2 separate regions of the Mus musculus genome follow, and region 2 is linked to region 1. Evidence: chromatin loops called from intact Hi-C (ENCODE). Cell type or tissue: gastrocnemius. All regions are shown on one strand. Each heading gives the region's core, and the rest is flanking DNA. Links, peaks and the distances in the headings are about the cores only.

What was found. Peaks named below come from ENCODE experiments on the same cell type or tissue, not always from the same donor. Only the 100,000 strongest peaks of a DNase experiment are listed, where the experiment ranks them.
Region 2: it touches region 1 in a loop (2.7-fold over the local background); 23 of 42 quality-filtered maps call a loop at or near these places.

What each region holds. Positions count from the first base shown.
Region 1 is chr10:117,375,363-117,378,268 of GRCm38, reverse strand. It overlaps Cpsf6 (cleavage and polyadenylation specific factor 6), which reads left to right and starts at 1,296. Exons shown (of 10, transcript NM_001013391.2): 1 at 1,296-1,430. The coding sequence starts at 1,371. In gastrocnemius, for the core only: a CTCF peak has its summit at 1,321 (motif pointing right); DNase peaks (open chromatin) are centred at 1,266, 1,760 and 1,946; H3K4me3 peaks cover 2,399 bases; H3K27ac peaks cover 2,215 bases.
Region 2 is chr10:117,431,165-117,434,070 of GRCm38, reverse strand. No RefSeq gene overlaps it. Among named protein-coding and RNA genes, the nearest start is that of Gm32141, 15 kb to the left of the region's middle. In gastrocnemius, for the core only: a CTCF peak has its summit at 1,495 (motif pointing left); a DNase peak (open chromatin) is centred at 1,491; H3K4me3 peaks cover 276 bases.

The DNA of each region.
Region 1 (2,906 bases), core at 271-2,770:
CAGGCAAAACACCCCGATGTATAAAAAAGGAATTTAAAGAAATGTTTATTCAGATTAAGAGATTAGTCTCTGTGACTGCAACCAAGATTTTACAGACATCTCAAGCATAGATGTTTCTTTAGGTTTTTGATGATTTCAGACCAGTCTGCATCTGGTATTTTTGTTATTATTATTATTTTGGTTATTGTTTTGCTTTTTTGTTAATTTGTTTGGCAGGGTGGGGCTGGAAGTGAGAGCAGTCAGAGGTGCTGAGTAGATCAGAGGACTACTTAAGAGGATTTGGTTCGGTTCTCTCTACGCTCCTTGAGAGCGCTGTGGGAACTGAATTTATATCAAGCACACAGGCAGCTGAGTGACCTGGTGAGTTTTTGAACGGGAAGGAAAGAAATAGGTGGAGCCGTTGGAAATGGAGAGAGATCTCTGAATCATATATCGGCGTCAAAAGGTGTGCACTTTTACGAGCCATGTAACCCCAGTTAAATAACTTATGCTCTACGAGTCCTTAGTTCTCTCATCTGTAAAACGGGATGTTTGGACCTCAAGCCACCGTTTTAATTTCCCTTCTAGCTCAGCATTCTGAATCCAGGAGTTCGTTGATTTAGGATACATCTGCTCTGTTGTACGTGCTCTAAAAATGAGGATAGAATCCTTTGAACGATGGCTGGAGAAAACCTACAACAGAGATAAAAAGGTAAAAGCAAGGGCAATGGGGGAGGAAGGGGGAAGAGGAGGATGTGAAGGAAGGAGCGGAAAAGATGCTTACAACTGCATAAAGATAAGAGATGCAAATATGCTATATGCAAATAACTCAAAAAATTCAGTTGTCTGAAGAAGCAAGAATAAGACATTGGCCAGGACATCATATCTCGCTTTTAATTGCGTACACATAACTCTCATCTCTCGAAACCTTGGAAGCAAAAAAAAAAAAAAAAAGTAGGAAAAAAATGAAAACGCAAATATATAAATATCTATCTCTCTCTATATAGATGTATATATATCTATATCTCTCACTAGATAGATCTCTCATCTATAGATATGTAGATAGATAAATAGTGCCAGAAGCAGTTTGAAAAGACAGTCTCTGAAAACAAGCGGGTTCCATGGCATGCGGTATGGCGGGGTAGCACAGGAAATCACGCCCCTGCCCCAGCCGCGGCTTAATCCTGCACACAAAGGAACGAGTTAGCGCCTCGGAACCGCCGCGGACCTTCGGCGGGGTCCCCCGTCACCAGCAGCGGGCCGCTGCGCCCTGGTCTCCGCCCCTCGGAAGTGACGTAGGGCGCCCCGCCCCCACCGCCAGATCCGCTGCTGCTGCCTCGGCGGGCCGACCTGCAGGAGGCGGCGGCGGCGGCGGCCGAGGCCGAGGGAAGATGGCGGACGGTGTGGACCACATAGACATTTACGCGGATGTGGGTGAAGAGTTCAACCAGGTACGTGAGGGTCCGGGCTCCGCCGCCGCCGCCGCCGCAGACTGTGCCGCGGCCCGGACGCCCGGCTGACCAGGGCCGCCGCGGGCCGCGAGCCGGCTTCGCTGCAGACCGTGCGCCCTTGGCGCCTCCGGGCCGCGCCGCCGTGCGCGACGGCCCCTCAGCCCTTGTTCTCGCGCGTCGTTTTGCGGGCCGCGGGGCTCTGGAGCGCGGGGCCCGGTCGCCCTGCAGCCGCCCGCCCGGTTCCTCCGGACGGTCTCCCGCTCCATTGTTGGCTCGGTGGCGGGCGCTTCCCGCCGAGCTAGGCCGCGTGTGCGGGGCGGGGAGAACGGGCCGCCGCGCCCCCTCCCCCGCGGCCGGCCAGAGGGGAAGCCCTGGCCCGGCCGCGCGCTCGCCCGCCGCCTCCATCCCGGCCCTGCCGCCTCGGGTTCCGATTCCTCCTCCCGCCGCTCCATTTTGTGTCTCTGTCCGCGCACGGTCGCCTCATGGAAGGCCGCGTTCACAGCCCTTTGTATCCCGCGCGCCCGCTCTCCCTGGGCTCCCGCTCGCCTTTGCGACGGGTTTCGGCGTGGCGCCCGGTTCCTTGCTCGCCGGTCCCCTTAAGGGAAGGCTGCTTAGGTTTGGTTCCATCCGCAACAAGTCATCTGACTTTTGGAGCCACCGATCGCATTTAAAAGTCGGTGCGTCGGCCCGCCTTGGTCATCGAGGGTTTGCAGTGCCTCCGAGGCCCAGTCCTTGGCCTTTGTGAAGCGAAATATCGGAGAGGATAAATGGCTTGCGCCAAAGACTTGGGAGCGCGGTGGCTGGACAGAACAAAAAAGATGGTGGTATCCTAGCTTAACAGACCGGAGAGACTGAAAGGGAGACCGGCCACTCGGAATCGGAATCCTGGGTAGCGTGCCTGACAAGTCGTTGTGAACGTGACTGTAGTTTGAAAGCGAAGTGTTTGCCCTGTGGGCTCGACTTCACGGTTTGAAAGGCTGGAGAAAGTGAGACGTGTAAGGTTTTCCGGTCTCACCCGCCTGGGATGCCTAGAACCAGCGTCTCATGATGAATAAATATCCTTGGAAGGGTCTGCTTGCCAGGGTTTGGATCGTCTAGCCTCTTACTGCCCTCTAAATATTTTTTTTTTTTTAGTGCATTTCCTATATTCACGGTTTTCAAATTTACACCCCACCATATTAAAAAATTCTAAGGTACGGATGAGAACCTGAATAAAATGCCATTGGTTTGTATGGCGTTTTCCCTCCATTGTTTATGACTAGGGATATAAGACTTGAACGAAACAGTGAAAACTCTTAAATCCTTACTGCTTCGTTTTTCAAGAATGACTGTGCTTTTGGCTTAAATGTTAGAAAAGAAAAGCAAATTGTCGTAGGATTTTAATTACTGCTGACAGAGTTTCTCTGTGTAGCCCTGGCTGTTCTGGAACTCATTCTGTAGTCGAGGCTGGCCTCGAACTCAGAGAGATCCGCCTGC
Region 2 (2,906 bases), core at 198-2,697, 56 kb before region 1:
AATGCACCTGCCAACCGCTAGCCTGAGGTTTCCGTTGAGCAGCGTTTATGGGGCAGTATATTATAGAGCAGGATTTTTTAATAAGCTATTTTTAAATAATAAATGAATATAGATTGTATAAAATCCCGTTGATGAGGTTGCTGTGAGGACAGCAGTCCTCCAAACCCCCCACCCCCTTAGGTTCTACGCCAACAATCATGATGCCATAAACAATTCCATTACTCCTTATTTATGTACTGTATCCAGTCTTGGTGTTTGTGTTGTGTTGTGTTGTGTTGTGTTGTGTTGATTTTTGGCTTTGGTTTTGTGTTGAGACAGGGGCTTTCTATGTAGTCCTGGAAGTCACCATGTAGCCCAGGCTGGCCTTGAACTCACAGAGATCCATCTGCCTCTGCCTTCCAAGTGCTAGGATTAAAGACCAAAAAAGATTTTGTAATGACGAGTTAATCATAAATCCTTTACAATTCATTCGTTGACTTAAAACATGAAATTTTAAGTTTCCTCTAGTTAATTCCTCATTTAATCTTATAAATTTTATATTTTTTAACCTTGAAAATAAATAAAAAAACATCACACACCAAAATTAACCAGGTCTGAATCTGTACAACTCTGTGAACTTCTATACAGCCCCGCCCCTCAGATGGAAGTACGCCTCCTGCCCCGCCCCCTCAGATGGAGGTGTTCATCCTGTCCCCATTTGCTGAGATTACTCACTTGGGCCACCATGTGCAGCCTAACTGCTTTTAGTAACTCTGAAAAAGTTGAATCAGCAGGATTTAATCAGAACCACAACATTACTTGACAGAAAGATCTAATACAAAGATTTTTTTTTTTTCAACAGCTCTGCCTGTCCTGGAACTCTATGTAGACCAGGCTGGCCTGGAACTCACAGAAATCCTCCTGCCTCTGCCTCCCGAGTGTTGAGATAAAAGGCGTGCGCCACCACAAGTGGTTTCTTCCTTCCTTCCTTCCTTTTCAAAGGTGTTTTGTCTCTGCATAGTCTTAATAGTATACCAATGATGGCTTTGTAGTACATGTCATCTCTAACTGAAGGGGTTACTGTAAACCAGGGTTTCCCGGCCCTGCTATTGGTGCTACACTGGATGGAATCCCTTGTAGGAGCCTATCCTGTGTATAGTAGGGTGTTTATTTCAAAGCATTTCAGCTCACCCAGCAGATGAGAGCAATGCTCCCTCACCTGCCCTGCGCCTCTCCAACTCTTGGCAAACGTCCCTGCCTTAAAGTTAACTCAAATGAGCGAAGGTGGGGAGCAGCTGCCACCCACAGCGCTCGGAGAGGAGAAAGAGAAGAGGCCGGAATTGCTTAAATTAGAAATCTGCTGATGCTCGTTCTCTGCATCGGGCACGGCGAACCCAGTGCTGCCAAAACTGCACACCGGACTCCACTGTTACTAGAAAGGGGGCTGCGGTTTGTGGGACAAGTCTGCGCTCTGCAACTGCGGCGGCCCTGACCTCTTCGGCCTCCCTCGAGCGCCCCCTATAGGCAGAGTCTCGCAGGGAGCCAGCCTGTAAGACGTCTTTAACGGAGGGGAATGGCTAGAATTGGTTCTAGTGGAGACTGCTGAAATCATTCATATATTAGCCCACGTGATTCTCAAACTTTAAAGAGCTAACCAACCACTAGCCCGAGGCAAGGCTGGAAATCTATGCGGGAATAACGGGAGATCACGGCAAGTTTGAATTTATGCCTGTGGAGAGAAAAAGCGCTTTTACATACTTAAAGGCAACAAATTAATCACGTTTGCCTAGTGGCTAATCCTATCCTCTGTGAATTGAGTCTTACTGGTCATGTTCTCAGCGTAACCTTACTTCCGATCTTAATCTTCCGATCTTGTCTTAATCCATCTGTGACCACTGTCCCTAACGGAGCCAGAGGCTAGCTCTCCGAGACTCCCAGAGCCTGCTGAATTTGACTTTTTGTCTTTGCTGGTTAAATGTTTCTTTCTCCCACAAGACTTAATGCCTCGGCAAGAATAGCGTTTTATTGATTTTTGTTTGCCCACAGTCTAACTTACTAAGTATTCCTTAAAAGCCTAATAACGGATGAACTGTCTGGAAGAAAAAGAACAGAAAATATAAATGTGTTTGCAAACAGGCATGTCCCAGGGACAGCCTGGGCTCTCAAGATGGCAAAGGAATTAAAACACTTTAAATGAGCCGGGCGTGGTGGCGCACGCCTTTAATCCCAGCACTCGGGAGGCAGAGGCAGGTGGATTTCTGAGTTCGAGGCCAGCCTGGTCTACAGAGTGAGTTCCAGGACAGCCAGGGCTATACAGAGAAACCCTGTCTCGAAAAAACAAACAAACAAAAAACACTTTAAATGGCCAGGCACAGTGGTGCATACCTTTAACCCCAGCACATGGGAGGAAGAGGTAGGTGGGTCTCTATGGGTTTGAGGCCACCCTGGTCTGCAGAGTGAGTTCCAAGTCAACAAAGGTTAAATGGTGGTGGTGGTGGTGGTGGTGGTGGTGGTGGTGGTGGTGGTGGTGGTGTGTGTGTGTGTGTGTGTGTGTGTGTGTAGAAGGAGGAGGAGGAAAGATGGGGCATCTGTGTGCCATGTTATCTGTGTGGAGACTTGTGGGAATCCATTCTCACCTTCCTCTGTGTGAGCCGGGATCAAACCCAGCTTATCAGGTTGTACAGCAAACGCTTCTACTGCCAACCCCTCTCAGCTGCCCTCTCCTCAGCTCTTCTGCCTTTTTCAATTCACTCCTTATTTTCCACTCCTGCAGAGCCTCAGGCTGGACCTGCCCAGTGCAGTGGAGCTGTCTGTGCAGCCCCTATCTGACCCTCTGCTTACGGTGACTTCCATTCCTCTAACACCAGCAAGGCATCCTGAACTGCCTGGCTCCTGGCTCCCACCACATTACCTGAGAGACTCCCTAA